2 separate regions of the Homo sapiens genome follow, and region 1 is linked to region 2. Evidence: read pairs that join two places in POLR2A ChIA-PET (ENCODE). Cell type or tissue: MCF 10A. All regions are shown on one strand. Each heading gives the region's core, and the rest is flanking DNA. Links, peaks and the distances in the headings are about the cores only. Region 1 has its middle 41 kb from the start of KAZN. Region 2 overlaps KAZN (kazrin, periplakin interacting protein).

Region 1 (10,169 bases), core at 2,226-7,225, 400 kb after region 2:
GGAATTTGGTCTCAGATGCTTTGACTCCCAGGCAATTGCTCACAACTAATTCACCCTTTTCCAAATTAGAAGTTAGTAGCATGAATAGCTCCAAATTAGCTGGAAGATTTCAATTTATTTGCCAAACAGAATGGCAGTCGTGTGTCCTCAAAGGGGTGGAGGCTTACCTAATAAAAGCTTAAGAGATTGCCACTTCCACTTGCCTGGTAAGTAATTCTGTGCCTTTGATGGGTCCATCCCCAGGGGGAGGCAAACGGGTCTCCCAGGTTCCTGGGTTTTTCAAAGGCCTTCTCTCTGGGGAGCCACTTTTCTTCAACTAGGAGGAATTTCAGAGGCTTTTTGAAACTTTTTTCTTCTTTTTTTTTTTGAGATGGAGTTTTGCTCTTTCATGAAGGCTGGAGTGCAGTGGCACGATCTCGGCTCACTGCAACCTCCGCTTCCTGGGTTCAAGCGATTCTCCTGCCTCAGCCTCCCAAGTAGCTGGGATTACAGGTGCCCGCCACCACGCCCGGCTAATTTTTGTATTTTTAGTAGAGATGGGGTTTCATCATATTGGCCAGGTCTGTCTTGAACTCCTGACCTCAGGTGATCCACCTGCCTTGGCCTCCCAAAAAGTGCTGGGATTACAGGTGCGAGCCACTGCGCCCAGCAGAACTTTCGACATGGGAGGACTATGGTTGTCTCCTCCCAGTATTGACTGTAACTCCAGCTTCCGGGATGTGAAAGTTTCCCACCTGCAGCCACTGATCTGCATTTCTGGTCACATGGGCCACCCCTCCCCAAAAGCTGATTGGCCCAGGGGTAAGAACTGGACCCAAAGCAGCCAATCAAGCCAGTGTTGGGAAACAAGCCTTTCAATCATCATTTTCTTTATCTTTTCGCCAGTCTCGGGTCTGTCATGTCCTTCCCAGGCCTCCTCAATGCCTTTTCTGTCCCTTCCATCTCTTATCAGCTGTGCCATTAGCTAGAAGTTATTGGGAAACCCCAGAGTGTTTACCCACTCGGAATATTCCCATTTCTTTGGGAGTTTTAAAATAGCTCAGTGATTCAGCCATGAGCTGATTCAGCCATGAGCTGTTTGGGTCAGTGAAGGGCACCTGACCCAGGGGCAGCCAATCCACAGGCTGGCCACAGTGTATGGGAAATATGGTTTGGGAGTTTTTCCCAGAAAGGCTGATGGTGCCGATGGAACCAAGCAGGTGCTCCCTCCAGAGTGAGCACTCAGGAGTTGATGCAGAGAGGAGCTTAGACAGGGAGGGCTTGTGTTAATGGTGGGACCCTGGCACAGACAGCCACACACTTCTCTTCCTGATGGGGCAACATAGTATGCCATTAGCCAGAACTGCCTTAGGTACCATCCAACTTCCTGTTCTTGCCATTTCGGATGTAAGGCCTGGCTGTGTTACTTCTACTTATTCAATACCTGAGATAACAACCAGAAAGCCGAATCCAGTATGGAAACTCCTCTCTCCCTTGCCTTTGCCTTCCCTTTCCCTTCTCCATCTTTACTCCTTCTTCCTCTTTCCCATCTTCTCCTTCTTCACATCATCATTATCATCATCATCACCACCACCACTGTTATTTAATGGACGCTCTCCTTGTGCCAGGCACTGTCAAAAGCACTGTATATCCTTGAACCTGCTAAATCCTCACAACAACTTGTCAGGTAGGTATTATTTATTATTATTATTTTGAGATGGAGTCTCGCTCTGTCGCCCAGGCTGGAGTGCAGTGGCGCGATCTCGGCTCACTGCAACCTCTGCTTCCTGGGTTCAAGCAATTCTCTGCCTCAGCCTTCTGAGTAGCTGGGATTACAGGCACATACCACCACGCCTGGCTAATTTTTGTATTTTAGTAGAGATGGGGTTTCATCATGTTGGCCAGGCTGGTCTCAAACTCCTGACCTCAAGTGATCCACCTGACTCGCAGGTAGCTATTATCATTGAAGGGGTCAGAATTTGAACCCAGGCCATCTGGCTCTGGGTCTGGGAATCCTCATGCCGCCCTTACAATCTGATCCTGTCAGAGCTTAAAAGGACTACTGAGGTCACCTTCTCTACTAATTGTCATACTTTGGGATTTTGTAGACCGATGAAAAATAAATAAGCAGTGAGGGCAGATATGGGGTGGCCACCTTCTTATTTCAAGAAAGGACAGTGGGAATGTTAAAACAAAAGATGTCTTTACCTTCATTAAAGAAAGGCCATTCACCACAAAAAGAGAAGGGAGGGCATAACCTCAGAATAAAGTACAGACATTTGAACTGAATAAGTCAGGCATTATGAAAACTCACCATATTGACTTATTTTTCTAATTTTGCTGCATAGCAATTAAAATGTGGCCCTGAACCAGCCCTAGGTCTTGGACTGGTGAGTGTCACTTGCTCTCCTCCAATTCTCACATTGTTTGTAAGGAAACAGAGGCCTGGACAGGGTGAGTGACTTCATCAAGGTCACACAAGGAGTTGCACGCAGATTTGGAACTTGGTTTCAGGTCTTTTGACTCCTTCAGCTGAAGGGTATTATTTCAGGGTTGAGAGTGGGGTGGAGACAGTGGGGGATCCTTACCTCTAACTAGGGAAGGACTGAAGTCTACAAATGTGCTTTCTGAGCCCTCAATGGAAATGGATTGGAAGCTCTGGCCTCGAGAATGCAGTCCGGTCTTGGGAATTTACAGTATCTTCTTCTTCGTCTACTGGCCTGTTTCCATTCTCACAAACACATTGAGAGGCAGATAATTCTGGTCTCATTTTAAAGATGGAGCAACTGTGGCACAGAGGAGTTATGGGCCACTTGCTCCAGATCATAGCATCAGTGGCTTGAAGGCAGTTTTCCCAGAGGTGCCAGAACCTGGCCATCCTAAAGCATAGACTGTGAGACCCATCATTCCGAGGATGGAATGGCATTAACTCCTCTCCAACTAGGCATTTCTTTTCTTCTGTTTGTTAGGGGAAAAGGCCCTCTAGTTGGTGAATTATTCATTCAACATGCATTTGCCGTCAAACACCTTTATAATAGCTACATTTCCTTTGTCTTCTTCCAGCACTAGAAGAGCCAACTCTACACATGCAGTATCCTGCTACCCTCCCCCAAGGCTCAGCTCAGTTGATTGGAATATAAAACCCAAGGGACTCATTTGGGACAATTAGATCCCTTTTGAGCCAAGAGATACAAAAGGAAGCTCCAGTTTATAGGAGGTGCTTGAGCTAAAAGATCACTTATCCTTGGGTTACATTTCATTTCATTGGAGCTAGAGCAACCATTTGGGGCCATGGGCAAGATCAAAGGGCAGAGGAGGCAGAGAGAAGGTGAGAGGAGGAAAGATGAGAAAGGTGAAATGAAGAAAGAAGAGAGAGACTCCTGGTTCTCCATGCCCCATGAGACTGCGGATGCCTTTCATAAGCCCCACTTTTATCTTGAGCTCATTTGAGAGGATTTCTGTTCTGTGCAACAAAAAGATGCTTAACCGGAACAGCCTACTCTAGACCTAGATACTCTAGGCTAGATGATAGAATACAGACAACTGCGGATCAAAGCCCGTCAAGAAGCTTACATCCCAGCGTGAGGCAGAAGACCGTTCCTTCCCATATGCAAACGCTCACAAGCCCACATGCTACTGTATATACCTGATACTCTTTTATACTGAAGATATATTCTCTGAGACTCCCCCTTCCAGCCAAATATCTGACCAAGAAACAGAACATGACTCTATGTTCAAAAAGAATAAGAAATTGGATGTACCCAGCTGAGAAAGCATTTAAAAATCTATCAATATTACCAATCTGTATTTATCACAATGGCTGGCTCATCCAAGGACCTCCCAACAAACGATAATCCTTGCTAAGCATCTTGGAGGTAAATGAGTGACAAGCAGTAAAAAGAAAAAAGATGTTTACTTGCTTCTTGGGAGGTTGCATGCTCCTGACACACACACAGTATTGGTACTTGCAGCTGAGCCCAGCTGGTCCATTTACCTTCTAAATTTTGCTGGTGGTGTTTCATTTTGGCGACTAGTGTAACAAGATGATCAAATAGCATTTGTGCTGTTGTGGGATCATTACTGAAAACAACTGGGGACAAGTTCTTTGCCTTCAAAGAGAGGAGCTGGGCCTTCTCTGCAGAATTTAGGAAGGGGAGGCTGGCATTGTTTTAATCTGTGACTGTAGAACTTGAAAAGAAGAAGGGATTCTTTCTTTCTAATGTTGGTATGTTATCACAAGAGTGGCACTGTGATCTGGGGAGACTGCTTTCCCTTTGGACATCAGAGTTTGGTGGCTTTCACATCAGCTCAGGCTAAATCTGCAAAGGTGTTTGGGGTCTTCTAAATGGAGGGGGTTTATGAAGGTCAATAATATTAGTGCACTGGCTGGTTTTCTACTTTGGAGTCAACCAGTCACCAACTGTTGAATTCCAGGCTCTGTAGCAGGAGCTGGGAAGACAAATATTAATCAGACATGCACCATCACTCTCTTCATTCTAGAGCTACACAATGGGCTCTCCAGCTTGCCAATTCACCTTTCAGATCTTGGGAGTTGCCAGCCTCCTTAGTCATGTGAGCCAATTTCTTACAACAAATCTCTCTCTCTCTCTCTCTCTCTCACACACCACACACACACACACACACACACACACACACACACACCCACACACACCCTATTGGTTTTGTTTCTCTGGAGAACCCTAACACAGGCCAAATTTCTTCAGGAAGCTGACGACTAACTTTTATATTTTTTATATATTTATAAATATCGATTATTTGTTTATTTATTACAAATATATTTATATTTAATGTGGAAAAAATGTACCTATGCCAACTTCTCTGACACCTACGCCATTCTCTCATTTATGTATCTGGCACCTATGGACATTGGAGATTTTGATTTTTAGTCCAGGGACTGCAAAGATTTTTCCTTTAACTGGTACCCATTTAGATAGCTGGAATACACAAAGGAGTCTTTTAAAAATAACTTTGATTTAATGAATGCACAAAGGTTTGGCCATTGGTCAATGCAAATGTCTCCCATATTTTCTATTTCTAAATGAATGCTGTTACCAGGTGTTGGGGATAACTTAAGATTCACATTAATTTTTTTGTATCATATTTTTCATGCAGTCTGCTAAAATTTTGACTTTACTATTTGCCCACGTTATTTCTGCTTTTGTTGGTCCTAGGGCAGATTTCGTTTTTTTCATCCCCCTGCTATTTCTTGTGTAGCTTTATTTTGCTGTGTGGATTATTTGTAGACTCAGGCATCCCCAGGAAACTCCCCTACCCACCTACAGCTCTTGAGCACAGAATGAATTCTTTCAGCTTCCAAATGGTCTGCCATTTATTGCTTTCTGAATTTGGCGACAAACTGTTCCTTAAAGCAAGCCAGATCAGCCATGCAAGGGTCCTCGGGAATATTTAAAGTTGGGCACTAAGAGCTGTCTGTTAGTAAAATCGGGGATAGAATGTCAGAGCCAAACGGGCCATTGAAGCTCATCTAATCTCACTCCCTCTTCTTAGAGATGGAGAATCTCAGATCAGGAAGAGAGCAGAGGGGTTCCCTTAAGGTTATGGTAATGATAAGAGGCAGATATAGGTGGGAATTCTTGCATGAATGGTTACTTGTTTGACAGTGAACAACTATCAATTTGGATAAAACAGAATACAAACTGAAAAAAAACATCCTGGAGAAAAAAATGTTGTCTTCTTTTAATGGGAAGTATGGAAAGAGGCAGCTGGAAAATTCACCCTCAGTTGACTTGGCTTGAAGACACAAATTTCTAGCTCCACACCTCCATGAGTCCCTGTCTAAAAATTTAATTTTCATGTGCTTATGAATTAATGGGGTGCTGTGCTTAAGAACTGCTCTTCCCCCGCCGGGCACGGGGGCTCACACCTGTAATCCCAGCACTTTGGGTGGCCGAGGCGTGTGGATCACGAGGTCAGGAGATCGAGACCATCCTGGATAACACAGGGAAATCCTGTCTCTACTAAAAACACAAAAAATTAGCCGGGTGTGGTGGTGGGTACCTGTAGTCCCAGCTACTCGGGAGGCTGAGGCAGGAGAATGGTGTGAACCCAGGAGGCGGAGCTTGCAATGAGCACAGATCACACCGCTGCCCTCCAGCCTGGGGACAGAGTGAGACTCCGACTGAAAAAAAAAAAAAAAGTAAAAAGAACTGCTCTTCTCCCGAAAAGAGCCTCCTAGCTTGTAGGATTTGCCAGTTTCCATGGTGTACTCCTACTGTGGTTTCAGGTAAACAACATATCACCGAATGGGGAGTTGGGAAACCAAGCACACCATTGCTCTCTGATGTAATTGTTTTTGCACATGTACTGTTCAGAGGCCACCTAAATCTTGATTTCAAGGCAAGTTGTCCAGTCTCTGTAGATATAATACATCATAAGTAAGGGGCAAGCCTATTGCCCACATCAAACACCTTTGTACAAACATCGGGGTCAGTTGACTAGTCAGTCAGCAAACACTGATGGGCACTTAATCTGTGTCTGATCTTGGGTAAGGCACGGTGGACTCAGGAATGGCTAGCAAACAGAAATCAACAGAATCCTGTATCTTACAGCTGAGTTATCTGCCCTTTTATCACTAGCTAGCTTTGTAAAATAAAGCAAATGACTCTAAAATGCCTGGGGATCTTCTTTTTTTTTCTTCCAGTGAAGATTTACAACCACAACTTTCCTACACGGCATTTTGATCTCCAGGGATGTCAAAAATATTCCTGTTTTTAAAACATCTTGAAATGTAGATTCAATGTAATTTCTAAAGTAAAGTTATTTCCTATAGCACCTTTAAGAGTGGGGGCATTTCCTATCAAATTAAACAAAATGCTGAGAAACTACAATTGTAGAAAGCTTGGAGATCCCGTATTTATGCCTTTTACTGGACAAATGTGCCAATGGCAAATCACTATTACTGTAATTGCTAAATGTCCCTTTTGCCTATTGTTCTACACTGGTGTTGCTGAAAGACTGTGTGCCTTGAGTCACTTCCTAAAATCTGTAGGCATCAAGGGTGCACGTGTGGATAAAGCAACTACAAATTTCCTTTAAATGAAACTTTGTGGAGTGCAGATTTGCTATGCAAGCTCTGTGTCCCCACTCAATTGCTATTTGGAAGGGGGACTTCCATCCTTGGGGTAAAGACACAGTGAAGTCACACTTGCCAATTATGACAGCAGATAGGAGACCCAAGCCCAGAACTCTTGGAGAGGTATTTGATGACAGTCCCTCCACGGCTGTAACTGTAACCATTAACTTGTTCTTCGGAATCATAGCTCTAAAAGGAGCTAAGGAACTCTTACGGGAACAGGAATGGTTGTGGGGGCACTGGTCTTTCCCATCAAATGTGTTTTGAAGAAGCAATGTTTTGGTTTGTGTAGCACTGGGATGGTTTGTGACTCGACGTCGGTGTGTGAATAATTGATTGGTAATAACGATCTGTTATCATAGGGAAGACTTATAGGGTCTAGGAAAATAGGAGAGGATTTCTCCCAGATAACTCAATTTGGAGAAGATATGACAGTTTTGATCTTAATTTTACAGGGTTACCTGCTCATGAAAACATGGACTCCAATACAGATCTTTCTAGAGATGTCAAGTACCGGATTAATATCTCTAAGATGCTTTCCTCTAAATTGCCTCTGTCTGTTTCAGATCATATCTGTTATAAGAGTTTGGAAATGATGATGTTGAGGAGGGACATTGTCTGTTGAAAGTTTCAAAGGGGACGCGTATGTAGGGTCAGGTTATCCTGCCAGATTCTTCCTGATTTGGCTTAAAGGAGAGGGAAATGAGAAGTGAAATTTTGCCACATTTCCTAGAAGATGATGGGTCCGTCCATCAGGGGGCAACTAAATGCATCTGGGTGTGAACCCAAGGCCTCCTGGGACTGAGCTGTGAACTGACTTTAGGTGGGGATGCCTGGGTGATACAGGGGTGCAGTTTAAGCCCCCAGCTCTGCCCAGGTTCACTGCGTTTTGCTGCTGTATTTGTGTGGCTGTAGGTGGAGACGGTACTAGCTGAAGACCGACTTTTATTGGGTGCTTCCTGTATGCCAGTTACCACTTCATATCTCCCCACAGAACCATGTTTATTCCCCCTGAGAACCCAGTGACATGAGTTATAGAAATGAGGTCACCGAGGCTCAAAGGGGTGAACTGATTTCCCCAAGTTCCTCAGCTAGGGAGGGCCAGTGCTGGGACTCAGCTGAGGTCTGTCTGGCTCCAGTAGCCTTGTTCCTAATTACTCTTCTACATTCTCTAATTCCCAGAAGCTTGGGTTCAGCACTTACGCAAGGAGCTGGCTGAGTGGTGTCACCCTTGGTTACACATTAGAATCACAGGGGGATGCTTTTTAAAACATACCAATGCCCGGAACCTACGCTGGACTGATTAAATCTTCCAGCAGTGAGGCCCAGGATTGGTCATTTCAAAACGCTCCACCAGGAAAGTCTGATGTTTGGCCAAGTGTGTCAGTTGCTGCCCTGGCGCCTGACAACCACCCGGTGGTTGGGAGGTAGTGTTTGGATTTAAGCCCCATCGTTCCACATGGGCAATGGTGCCAAGCCATGGCACCTGGGAGCCCCAAGCCCAAGAGGGGGGTTTCAGATAATTGACAGCCCAGATAAGCTCACGCACTGAGCAGCAAGGGGGCACCTTCACTAGCCGCATGGCCCTGGTCCAGCCACGTCCATGCATTGAGACTAAGTTTTCCCATCTGAAAAATGGGATTTGCGCCCTCTCCTTCAGAGAGTTCTAAGGCCAAGGTGATACATAGGTGACCAAGGACTGGCCTGGGTGCACTGACATGTTGAGTTTCACTTGCATGGGGCGGAACATGGTTTTGAATTAGTTACCAAGATTTAAGAATCAGGAGATTGCATATCAAAATCTATATATGTGTTTTTTGAGGCAGAGTCTCCCTCTCTCCCAGGCTGGAGTGCAGTGGCGCGATCTTGGCTCACTGCAGCCTCCACCTCCCAGTTCAAGCGTCTCCAGAGTAGCTGGGATTACAAGTGTGCACTACCATGGCTGGGTAATTTTTTTGTGTTTTCAGTAGAGACAAGGTTTTGCTATGTTGGCCAGGCTGGTCTCGAATTCCTGGCTTCCAGTGATCTGCCCGCCTCGGCTTCCCAAAATGTTAGGACTACAGGCATGAGCCAACGTGCCTGGCCTGTATTTTCAGTTTGTCTTGGAAAACCAGAGGCATGCCTCTGAGCCTCAGTTTCCTTGTCTGTATAATGGGGCCTGTGGTTCTGATGGGCACGGCTAATTGTGCTGAGTCTTAGCTTCCCAGTTTGATGGGCTGCAGTTGCCCCAGTCCGCTGTAGCCCATCATAGTCTGCTGCTGTCCCCACCAGCCTTATTGTCTCACACAAGCTGGAGTCACTCCTTTCCATCCCTGAACTGGCCCCAGAACCATGTGAATTAATGACCCCTGGTGAGCACTAAATTAGATAATATATTTTAAAATGCTTAAGCCATTGCCTGACTCATGGTAAATAGTCTATAAAGGGAAATTCTTCTTACCTGTATTTTATGATTACTATTGTGCTCTTTTGCCCAACTGTTGCCTGAGTCCAGCTGCTCACCCCCTTGGAATGCTCATGCCCAGACTTGCATGGAGGCATTCATGGGGGTCTCCTCCAGCTTTTGTGATGGGAGGAGAGAACCCCTTCTCCTTTGAACATAGCACAAGCTCCCCAAGACCCAGCTGCTACACACCAATTCTGAGTTTCCACCAGAAAATACAGGGAGCAGTTTCCCTGGCAACCGCCAAGTTGCAGCTTCAGGTTGGCACACTCTGCAGTTGGAATCAGACTGCCGGTTGCCGGAAGGGGAGCCGTGGTACGGAGGGTGGGGATCTGGGCCTGGGAGGCAGCTGCCCTCCTCCCTGCAGGCGGCTCCCAGCCCTCCTGCCTGGGCCGCTCTCCGTGGAGCCTGGTAAGCTGCAGGGAGGCTCTGCTAGCCGGATCTTTCTGTAACAGAAATGAACCGCTCAAGATCTCTTCCTTCCCAGGATACATTAATAGGGGGCAGGAGGATGGTGGCAAAGGGAGAGATGCTGCCCGTTCTCAGAAACCCTGCTCTGCTTCTTGGGCTGGAAGCATTCAGCCATCTATACTTTAAACTATTTCTAGGCTAAAGGGGTAAATTATATTTTAG
Region 2 (10,169 bases), core at 2,948-7,947:
TTATCTGTCTCTTTCCCAAACTCAATGTTGGCTCTAGGGGCGGGTGGGGGTGCAGGGCTGTCTGTGTCCATCACTGCTATGGCGGAAGCTCAGCACAAACTCTGCCCCGCCTCCCTGCACCCCGGCCTCCTTCCTCTTTGCTCTTTCTCCGCAGCACTCATCAGCGCCTGTCATGCCCTATGGATCTGTTTATCCACAGGCTGGCTGTAAGGCCCAGGAGGGCGGGAACTTGAGTCTGTTTTGTCCATGGCCGCATCCTCATGCCTAGAACAGCACCTGGCACCTGGCTGCCCTCGAGAATGAACAGACGAAGGCGCCGCACTCACCAGCCTTGCGCTGGCCACCTGGCCGTCCCACCCTCTGCACGGACTCCTCCCCTCCCCTCCCCACACTGCCTTCCCCTTCCCTCCATTCCAGATCACAGAGGGACCAGGGGAGGGGCCAAGGGCAGCCCTGGCTAGACCGGACACATGCAGGTAGAGCCAGGAGCGTCCCTGCTGGTAAAAGGGGATGTGTATTCCCTGGAGGTCTGGTGCACAGTCCTCGCCCCCGAGGGTCATGGAAGGGGCGTGGCTGGGGGCACAGCTTTGGAGTCACCAGGTCTCCGGCCAGGCATGTGGTGGCTGTCCCACCCTGCTGAGCCTCGGACACTGCATCTGTTAAACGGGTCTAACCCTCATTGGCTGTGAGGCTCCTCGGAGGCATTGGAAGTGCCCCTCCTCATAAAGGAAGTGCTCCATGTACACAGGAAGTGCTCCATGTATATAAGAAGTGCTCCATGTACCCAGGAAGTGCCTTGTGTACATAGGAAGTGCTCCATGTACACAGGAAGTGCTCCATGTATATAAGAAGTGCTCCATGTACCCAAGAAGTGCCCTGTATACATAGGAAGTGCTCCACATACACAGGAAATGCTCCATGTACCTATGCAAGATGTGCTCCGTGAATGCCATGTACACAGAGAAGGTCCAATATTGGTAATGCACTGCCCTTTCCTAGATGCCCTACCCTCGCCATCAGTGCCTGCTGGCAATCTCTAAGGCACTACAACCCTCTGGACTACTAGGGATCCACTGGCCTCGAGGCTGAGCGGGCAGAGCCAGGTCCAGGGGAGGGAGCAGGCAGAGGGGGAGCAGGGCTGAGCCCTGAGGATGGGGCGCCTCTCTCCCACCAGCGGCCTTGGGAAAAGGTGGTGGCAACTCCAGCCCCTGTTCCCTCATCCATCTCACATCACTTCCTGAGGCCACAATGGGCCCAGCCACCCCTGTAAGGAGAGGAGGCCTCCCAGGGCACCTCCCTGCCCTCCCAGCTCCTCCTAACCCGAGTCCTTCCTCCCCACAGAAGCCCGAGGGCGCCTCTGAGGTGCAAGGCACATCTCACTCGGTGCCGACAGCCTCCCCGCCCCACCTAGCATATTAGCTGCCTCTTTGGCCCTGTCTGAGGCCTCCTTCAGGATGCCAGCTTCTCTCAGTTCTGGAAGGCGCTAGACTCGCCACACCTCAGGGCCTCCGCAGAGCTGTGACCTGCCTGGGAGCTCGTCTCCCCTCTTCATGATTTCCTTCCCATCAGCCTGTCTCAGCCTCACTGTCACAGCCTCAAGAGACCTAAAACGGCTCCGCTCCTGTCCAGCGTCAACAGCACGGCAGGCAACCCGGACAAAACCCCGTAGTGACGTGGAGGCTCACTCGCTCCCCAGCGGCGTGCTTGGTGGACACAGGATCCGAGAGCGGGGCCCAATCGCATATCCTGCCTCGTCTCCTTCACTGTTGGGTCTTCAGCGCTGGAAACAGTGACTGCGCGACACATCACGGGCACTCGGTAACGTCTGTCGAATGGCTCCATCCACCCAACATGGAGAGGCCCCTGCCTCATACCATGCACGGCTCTAGGCACGGGGGCACTGGGGTGAATGCCCCAGACAGGCCCCACTCTCAGGCTAGTGCTCCTGGACCCCACGGTCAAAGGATCCCCAAATCTCATATGCCATGGAGGCAGCAAGTCTCTTAGCAAAACTCCTAAGTAGGAGGTTTGCTTTTGGGGCCATGCCCCTGCTCTCATTCCGGGTAAACATTTGGGGCCCACCTACATTCCAGGCCAGGAGAGAGAAGGAAAGACTCCTGGCCTCAAGAAGCCTCCAGCAAATAGACGCACACACGAAGAAACAGAACACGGAAGGGCCCACATCTGCTCAGAGCACTCGGACACCCTTGAGAAGTTGGCGGCATTCCAGATGGACCCTAGAGGATGCGACTGGGGAAGGAGGAAATGGTGTGAGCAAAGGCGGCTGCAAAGCTGGAGGGTCTTGAGTGACCAGGAAATGGGTGCCAGGTGAGGAAGAACAGGAGGAAGGCTGGAGAGGTCAGATTATAAAAGGCCTCAGCCCCAACCACCCCTCGGTGCTCCCACCTCAGCTCACTGTCTCTAGCAGTCGCCAAGGCTGGAATTTTCTCCTCTCGATCAATACTCTTCAATCTACCATCCTGCCAGGGCCCCTCTTCCCTGCTTGGCTGTCACTAAGAGTCTATTTCACAATAAGGTGTGAGTGACTGCTAACAGTATGTCCATTGTCACACAGGTAGAAGAGGCAGGTTTGTTTTTGTTTAATTTTTTTTTTTTTTTGAGATAGAGTTTCACTCCTGTTGCCCAGGCTGGAGTGCAATGGCACGATCTCAGCTCACTACAACCTCTGCCTCCCGGGTTCAAGCAATTCTCCTGCCTCAGCCTCCTGAGTAGCTGGGATTACAGGCTACAAACCCGCCACCACGCCTGGGTAATTTTTTGTATTTTTAGTAGAGATGGGGTTTCACCATGTTGGCTAGGCTGGTCTCGAACTCCTGACCTCAGATGATCCACCTGCCTCAGCCTCCCAAAGTGCTGGGATTACAGGTGGGAGCCACCGTGCTGGGTCTTTTTTTTTTTTTTTTTTCAGTGACTTCTGGGTCTCTTCCAACCACCCAAGGAAGCCACCAAGATTGTTTACTATTGTCCAGGAAGAAGGCAAAGGATTCCAAGAGACTTGGCTTCAAACCCAGGCCTGGCCGGGGCCTTGTCTTGACTTTGCATAAGCCTCGTGTCACTTCTCTGGGTCTCAGTTGTCATGTATGCTGCACAGATGCCACCCACTTAGGGTTGCCAGAGTAAGCAAAACAAAACAAAGTAATGCCAAACAAACACCCCTAGACGCACAGTTAGATTTGAATTTCAGATAAACAACAAATCATTTTCAGTATATGTCCCAACCTATATTAAAAATTGATTCAGCACGTATCTGAAATTTAAATTTAACTGGGCATCTTGTGTTTAATGCCAGCAGTGCTACTCTCATCTCACGGGGATTTTGACACCATGAAATGGGGCAACCAGGGGAGCAGGCTTTGCCTGAGCACTGCACAGGAGGGAGGCGGGGCAGGCACAGGAAGGGCATCTGCCAGGGTCTTCTCTGCACCCTGCACTCAGATGAGAGCAGAGAGTGAGATGGAGCTGGGTGCCATGTGCCTTTCTCTTTGACTAACAGTGGCAAAGGCAGATTTTTTCCTGCGTGCACCTTCCTAACAGGTGTACCTGATGCCTAAGCCCTGCCCCTCCAGTCAGGCTGTGAGTAAGTTGATGGGAGCCTCCAGGGCGGGTCACCAGGTGCGGCACCTGCAGGAGCCAAGTCTTAGGAGACCAGGCTGGAAAAACAACTCCATGGAAAGAGAGAGGCTTATCGGAGCTTGCTAACTGCATCTGCCCCAGCTGGGCATGGAGGCCCAGGTCTCGCATCCCCCAGACTCTTCCAGGAGTGGAGACAGCCCTGGTACTGCAATCTCAGCCTAAGCTCCAAGAGCACAGCCTCTCAATTCACCAGCTCAGGGGCCACCAGCAGGCACTTCTCCCTGGGCCTCGGTGGCCTCACCTGTAAAACGGGGGAGATGGGAATAAATAAGACATGCGTAAAGCGCTTACATGTGCCTGGCACACTGAGCACTGTGTCCACAACTCACCTTCCCCTCTGCACTGACGGGACCAACCACATTTCTGAAGAAACAATAAAGAAGCTGCCGTTGGAAGACTTGTGTTTCTTTCTCAGAGGAAAGATTACGTTGCTGTGTGACCTTGGGCCGGTCACTGTCTCTCTCTGGGCCTTCACAACATGGGTTCCCTTAGAGGGACCCACTCTTTATGAGTCTAGATGAATGCTACCGATTTTGTGTTTCTCCCCTCATGGGCAGGGTCTATAGCTGCACTGCTTAGTATGGTACCTGCTAGGCACAGGTGACTATCTTTTCTTTTTTGAGATGGAGTCTCGTGCTGTCGCCCAGGCTGGAGTACAGTGGCGCGATCTTGGCTCACTGCAAGCTCTGCCTCCTGGGTCCTGGGTTCCGGCCTCAGCCTCCCGAGTAGCTGGGACTACAGGCGCCTGCCACCACGCCCAGCTAATTTTTTCTATTTTTAGTAGAGATGGAGTTTCACCGTGTTAGCCAGGATGGTCTCAATCTCCTGACCTTATGATCTGCCCGCCTCAGTCTCCCAAAGTGCTGGGATTACAGGTGTGAGCCACTGGGCCTGGCCACAGGTGACTATCTTACGTATAAATTAATTAAAATGAAAAACTCAGTTTCTCTAGCCACATTTCACGTGCACCCACGTGGCTAGGAGCTAGGGTACCGGACAGTGCAGATCCAGACCGCTGCCATGACTGCACGAAGCTCTCCTGTTGGCACTGGGCTAGAGGGTGTGAGATGAAGATGGTATTTGTTAAGCATCTGGTACAGCTCAGGCTGATGACCCAATGACAGGAGAAAGCCATTTGCCAAAGGCAAGACAGCTACTGAGGAAGGAGTCATCCTTACTGGAGAAAACTTTCTTGGCCTTTGCCCAAGGACAAAAAACTCTCCTGGCCTTTGCCCAAAGACTGATTGGGTACCTTTCTGCTGACGCTGGGGAACCACAGTGCCCTCAGGCCTCTAAGTAGAGGGGCCCAAAACCCATAGACTTAGCAGAGTTCTCTTGGCCATGGTAGCAGGAAGTAAACATTGTCTGGGAAACGGTGGCCCTCCTGCCCCAGGGAGCCAACTGTTACCAATGGTGCTGCCCTCAGGGGGGATAATGATACCAGCTGGCAGGCCATGCAGCAGGTCCCCAGGGGCCTCCTCCCCAAGGGAAAGGGGGTGTGGTGTACCCACTCAGAGGAAAGGTCCATACCAGGTGGCAAAGGGAGCTGGGGCAGACCCTTGCCCTTCTGCAGCCCATCTCCTTTAGTTTGCAAAAGCAATGAGTCCCACTTTCTAAAAATGCTATTTTCAGCTTCCCTTGCAGCTAGGGTTGTCCATGTGACACACTTCTGGGCAGTGAGGTGCAGAAAAAAGTCCTTTAGGAGGAATGACTCTTACAAAAATAAGGCTTTACCTCTTTCTCCACCTTTCTCCACTTTCTCCACTTCTGGGAAGTGGACTCAATGGCTAGAGCTACAGCAGCCACCTTTTAACAGAAGGCGACCTCTCAGACTGCTAAGACTCTTGGTGAATCGTAGGTTTGTAAATCCAGCCTCCCCAAGCCAAAGGTCTAAGTAACAATAATATTATGATTATTATTTATTATAATAACAATTACATCTTTCTTAACACTTATTGAGCACATACTATATGTTCTAAGCTTTGCTGTATTTTACCTACTTAACTAGTTTAATTCTCACAGTAGCTCCATGAAGCAGATCCTATTTTATCATCCACAGTTTATAGATGGGGAAGTTGAATCACAGAGGAGTTAAATGGCTTGGCCAAGGTCACACAGGGTGAAGAGCAGAGCCAGGGTTTGGACACAGATGGTCTGGTTCCAGCACCTCCAGCCTCAACTCCCACACTACCACCTTCCAAAAGGAGAGGAGCAAGGTCTGTGGGTGACACAAGGGCTTCCTGAACCAGCAGGGCCCAGGTGGCAACCAGGCTTGGCTTGGTGGATGCCAGCAGAGGGGGGCATGCCCCTCAGCAGGGTATGAGTGAGTCAGCCACTCAGCGCATGGTGGTTCTGGCCCTCCACTGGGGACACTCCCCACACAGCCCCTGGAGAAGGGTGTGGCCATGGAGTCAGCCTGTCCATTCCATGAGGGCAGGGACTCTGTTCTGCTCACACCCAACACCCGACACCATGCTCTGTGCCGTGTTCTTGGGAGGCACGCAGTGCAGTTCTGAGGCGGGCATGCAGGTTTGGGGTCAGCCAGCTGGGGCTCAGTCTTGGCTCCCCCACTTCCCAGCTATTTGACCTGTGGACAAGCAACCTCTGATCTCTTATCTGAAAATGGAGCCAAGGCCAGTCTCTCAGGCCTGCGGTAAACATTAAACAAAGCAATCATCTCAGTGGAAACTCTCCGGAAGGTTCTACATGAGGGTCAAATGTAGCTCATCATGATCATTTCGGAAAAGGGCAAACCTCCTTGATCTTCCGGAGGAAAACCTTGGCCTCACTAAATGCAGAACCCTGACCTTCGGGCTTCCCCAGCCCAGGAAGGTGGATGAAACAGCAGAGATGAATGTGCTGAAGGCTGAGCCATCAAGTCTAGAGAACTAGGGAAGCAGAGAGCTTGGGGGGCTCTGAGTGGAGTCCAGGCTTGGAGGGACCGTCCCCAGCTGACCATCGGGGTGGACACCCTGATCAACAGCCTCACGCCCAAATATCAAAACTCACTGAACACAAACTGTACACTAAAGAGCTGAGCATTTCACTGTATGTGAATTATACCCCAAGAAAAAAAAATCTAAATATAGCAGTAGCATGTTTCAGATTTTCCATTAAAAACTCATTTTTATAGCCCTCCCTGCAAAATAAATCCAGATACACAACCAATCAACCCCCTATTCTCCAGCAGGCCCCCGTGAAAGGGGTATCCTGGTCTAAACCCCATCCATCTTGGTGGCTTTGTGGATAGCGAGGGGTCTGTGTGACCAGGAAACACTAGTGTGTTTGCTTGAGACACACACACACACACACACACACACACACACACACAGTGGGAAAGAAATCAGATGCCTAGAGAATGGTCCCACACCCACCACAGTCAAATGGAAGTCACTTCCAAGTGACAAGAGCTCTGTATTGACCTGCCACTGTCTCCATGAAGCCTTGCAGAGACCATGGCTGCTGCCACCCCTGAGCAGGTGGATGCCATGTGCTGGATGACAGCCCTCATCTCATGACCCCATGTAGGGTTGCGGTGGTCCCCGCCTGAGGCTCACAGACATTGGCAGGGCACGGGATCAAGCCCAGGTCTGCTGGGCTCTGCGGCCGCCCTGCCATGCACTGGTCCAGCAGCACCTAGGAGGTTGTGAGTGCTCCCTTGGCCACCACTCTTGCTATTATTGAGTTGGGCCCAAATCAGGTCCAAATGTGATCTTAGTACACTGGAATGATGCTTATCCTAAAAATAAGGAATCATATTGCCCTTGGAGGGTTAAAGCTTTAAGACAGAGACACAGATGGGTATGGTGGCTCATGCCTTAATCCCAGCACTTTGGGAAGCTGAGGCGGGTAGATCACCTGAGGTCAGGAGTTCGAGGTCAGCCTGGTCAACATGGTAAAACCCCATTTCTACCAAAAATACAAAAAATTAGTCAGGTGTGGTAGCGGCCACCTGTAATCCCAGCTACTTGGGAGGCTGAGGCAGGAAAATTGCTTGAACCTGGGAGGTGGAGGTTGCAGTGAACCGAGATTGTGCCATTGCATCCCAGCCTGGGTGACAGAGCGAGGCTATGTCTAAAATAAATGAATGAATGAATAAATAAATAAAATAAAAATTAAAAAAAAAGACAGAGACACAATGACTCTCATGGGCAAAGTCATATTAAGAGACAGGGACTCCCAGGACCCCAAGGCTAAGCAGTGACAGGATGAATGTTATTAACGTATTCAACAAAGCAGGTACCCAGCAGAGGAGGGGAGTTCTGAAAGGAAGAATCAGAGATGAGGAGGCCGGCAGAGCCCACTGCCCAGGGCAGAGGGGATGGGAGTCTTTGCCAGTGGACTAGGGCACCTCCTCGGTTCTGTACTTGTGTGGGCATAGCACGTGGCAGGAAAGAAATGCATCTTTGCTCTGATCTTGAATGTGCTTGTCGCCTTTGCCCAGGTGATAACAGTTATGCTTTCTGAGCCTTTCACATGTGTTGAGATTGACTGAAATCTTCATGTGCATGAATTCTCAATCCCCTTAAAAACCCTAGGGGATGTCCCCATTTTACAAAAGAAACTGAGCCACAGAGAGAACATGCAGTTAAACATAGGAAGTTTGCTGTTGCTTGTAACCACTGAGTTATTCCCTTTCTCCTGTGGGTACTGCTGCCAGACTCAAGACACCCTGCAGGTAGACAAAAGCCCTGTGCACTCTTCCTTTCTGGGCCTGCAGCTGGGCAGACAACCCTGAAACCCTCCCTGGAGAGTTACCCCCATTTCCATCTTTTCCCTGGACTGGGAGGCCTGAGGTCACAGAACCTCAGTGTCTTTGCTCAGCTGACCCAGCATCTGAGTGGGGTTGGGAGTCTTGGATTAGCTCAGCCCAGGGCCGCCGCAGCAGCCACACTGGCTCTCTACTGCAGACCCCTCCAAAGCCTCCTGAAAGCTCTGTATGTGACCACAGCTGCCACAGGGAAACTCAGCTCGCAGCGTCCTAAGCTTAATGATTTGCCTGTGGAGTGAGAAGTCTGCCAGTGTAGGCTGGAAAATGCCAGCCTCAAGCCCATGTTTCTGTTGGCCATCCTGAGCCTTCGGGGAGAGGTAAGCCTAGGCTTGGCGTCACTCCCTCTGTGGGGCTGACCCTCTCAGGCCCAGCCTGGCCTCCCCTCTCCTGCCTGGTCCCTGCATGGGGAGCTGGAAACAGCCCCATCTTCTTGAACCACCTCTGTCCCCATTTGCCAAACGGACCCTCCCATCCCTCCCTCAGTCCCCAGGGTTGCAGGCAGGCAAGAACAGGAGCCTGGCTTGGTGGAGATTTCCATGTCCTCTGGGCCTGTGTCATATGATCCTGACACTCGGTAGGGGGTGATGGGAAGCAGTACAGCAATCCCCAAATAGGAGAAGACTCTCAAATAACACCCACCCACTCCTCCACAGGGTTTCTTCCACGGCGCTCCCCAGCCCGGAGAGCCGCTTGGTAATTCTTACTACGGGTGGGTGTGGAGGGTGCAGGGACTCAGGTAATACAGCCTTTGTCCTTTTCTCATATTGCACAGTAACTGTTTTTTCCGTTAGGTGGTGTTGAAACCGTCTTCCGTGCAGAGGCTCTTCCGGTGAAGCCGCTGGCCTGTAAACACACCTTTAGCCAGACCCTCCTCGGTGCCCTGAGTGCCAAGCGGATCCTCTTCTACCATCTTGCTGCCCAGAGTTCCCATGGGGAGATGGGCCCACCCAGCTCCACACCCCAGAAAACCTGTACTCTCCTGCATGCCTTCACCCACCCCTCACCAAACACAGGCTGGGCAGCAACCATGTCGCTGTCCTGGAAGGGTGACAGTCACAGGCTCAGAAGCAGGGATGTCCTGGGGAAGTCAAGGAATCGCAGACCTCCAGCCCCACTTCACCTGAGGATTGGCACTGCAGGACGCAGCCCCCTGGGGTCTGCCGGAGGTTTGGGTAACACCTTCATGGCAGAGGCTACAAAAATCACTTGGCAGGTGCTTCTGGCACCAGGAGGAATGTGAATCTCGAAAAACACCATCTGGGTGGGGGTGGGAGAGGCAGGCACCTGCCTGCCACCAGAGTGGCTGGGTTCCCGACTGCTGGTGGCAGCAAGGACTGCTCAGTCCCAGAGCCCATGGCCAGGCCTCCTTGATGACTTATGAACAGTCTGCTCCTACCTACTTGGGAATTTGCTTGGGCAGGAGGGATGGGGAAGTGCTGGCCTCTGCTCAGGGCCTGGCCAGCTGCCTCCTCCAGCCCTCAGTGAGCACATTTTCTTTTTCTTTTTTTTGTTTTTAAGTTAGTATTTATTAACTGTTGTTTTAATAAAGGAATGTTTTTTTCCCTTTAATCCCAATTCAGTTGCTTAATGTAAAACCACAGACAAATTACTTATTATTATTATTATTATTATTATTATTATTATTTTTGAGTCGGAGTCTCACTCTGTTGCCCAGGCTGGAGTGCAGTGGCATGATCTTGGCTCACTGCAACCTCCGCCTCCTGGGTTCAAGTGCCCTGACTCA

What was found. ChIA-PET counts read pairs that join two places held together with the same protein. Peaks named below come from ENCODE experiments on the same cell type or tissue, not always from the same donor. Only the 100,000 strongest peaks of a DNase experiment are listed, where the experiment ranks them.
Region 1: POLR2A ChIA-PET joins it to region 2 with 5 read pairs; 2 of 35 experiments call an interaction of 5 or more read pairs at or near these places.

The regions. Positions count from the first base shown.
Region 1 is chr1:14,552,102-14,562,270 of GRCh38, reverse strand. It overlaps a transcript of KAZN not described here. Among named protein-coding and RNA genes, the nearest start is that of KAZN, 41 kb to the left of the region's middle. In MCF 10A, for the core only: no CTCF peak of the experiment used is centred there; no DNase peak of the experiment used is centred there.
Region 2 is chr1:14,949,057-14,959,225 of GRCh38, reverse strand. The region is part of intron 1 of KAZN (kazrin, periplakin interacting protein); the gene reads right to left. Among named protein-coding and RNA genes, the nearest start is that of TMEM51-AS1, 200 kb to the left of the region's middle. RefSeq lists an enhancer at 6,159-6,453. In MCF 10A, for the core only: no CTCF peak of the experiment used is centred there; a DNase peak (open chromatin) is centred at 4,865.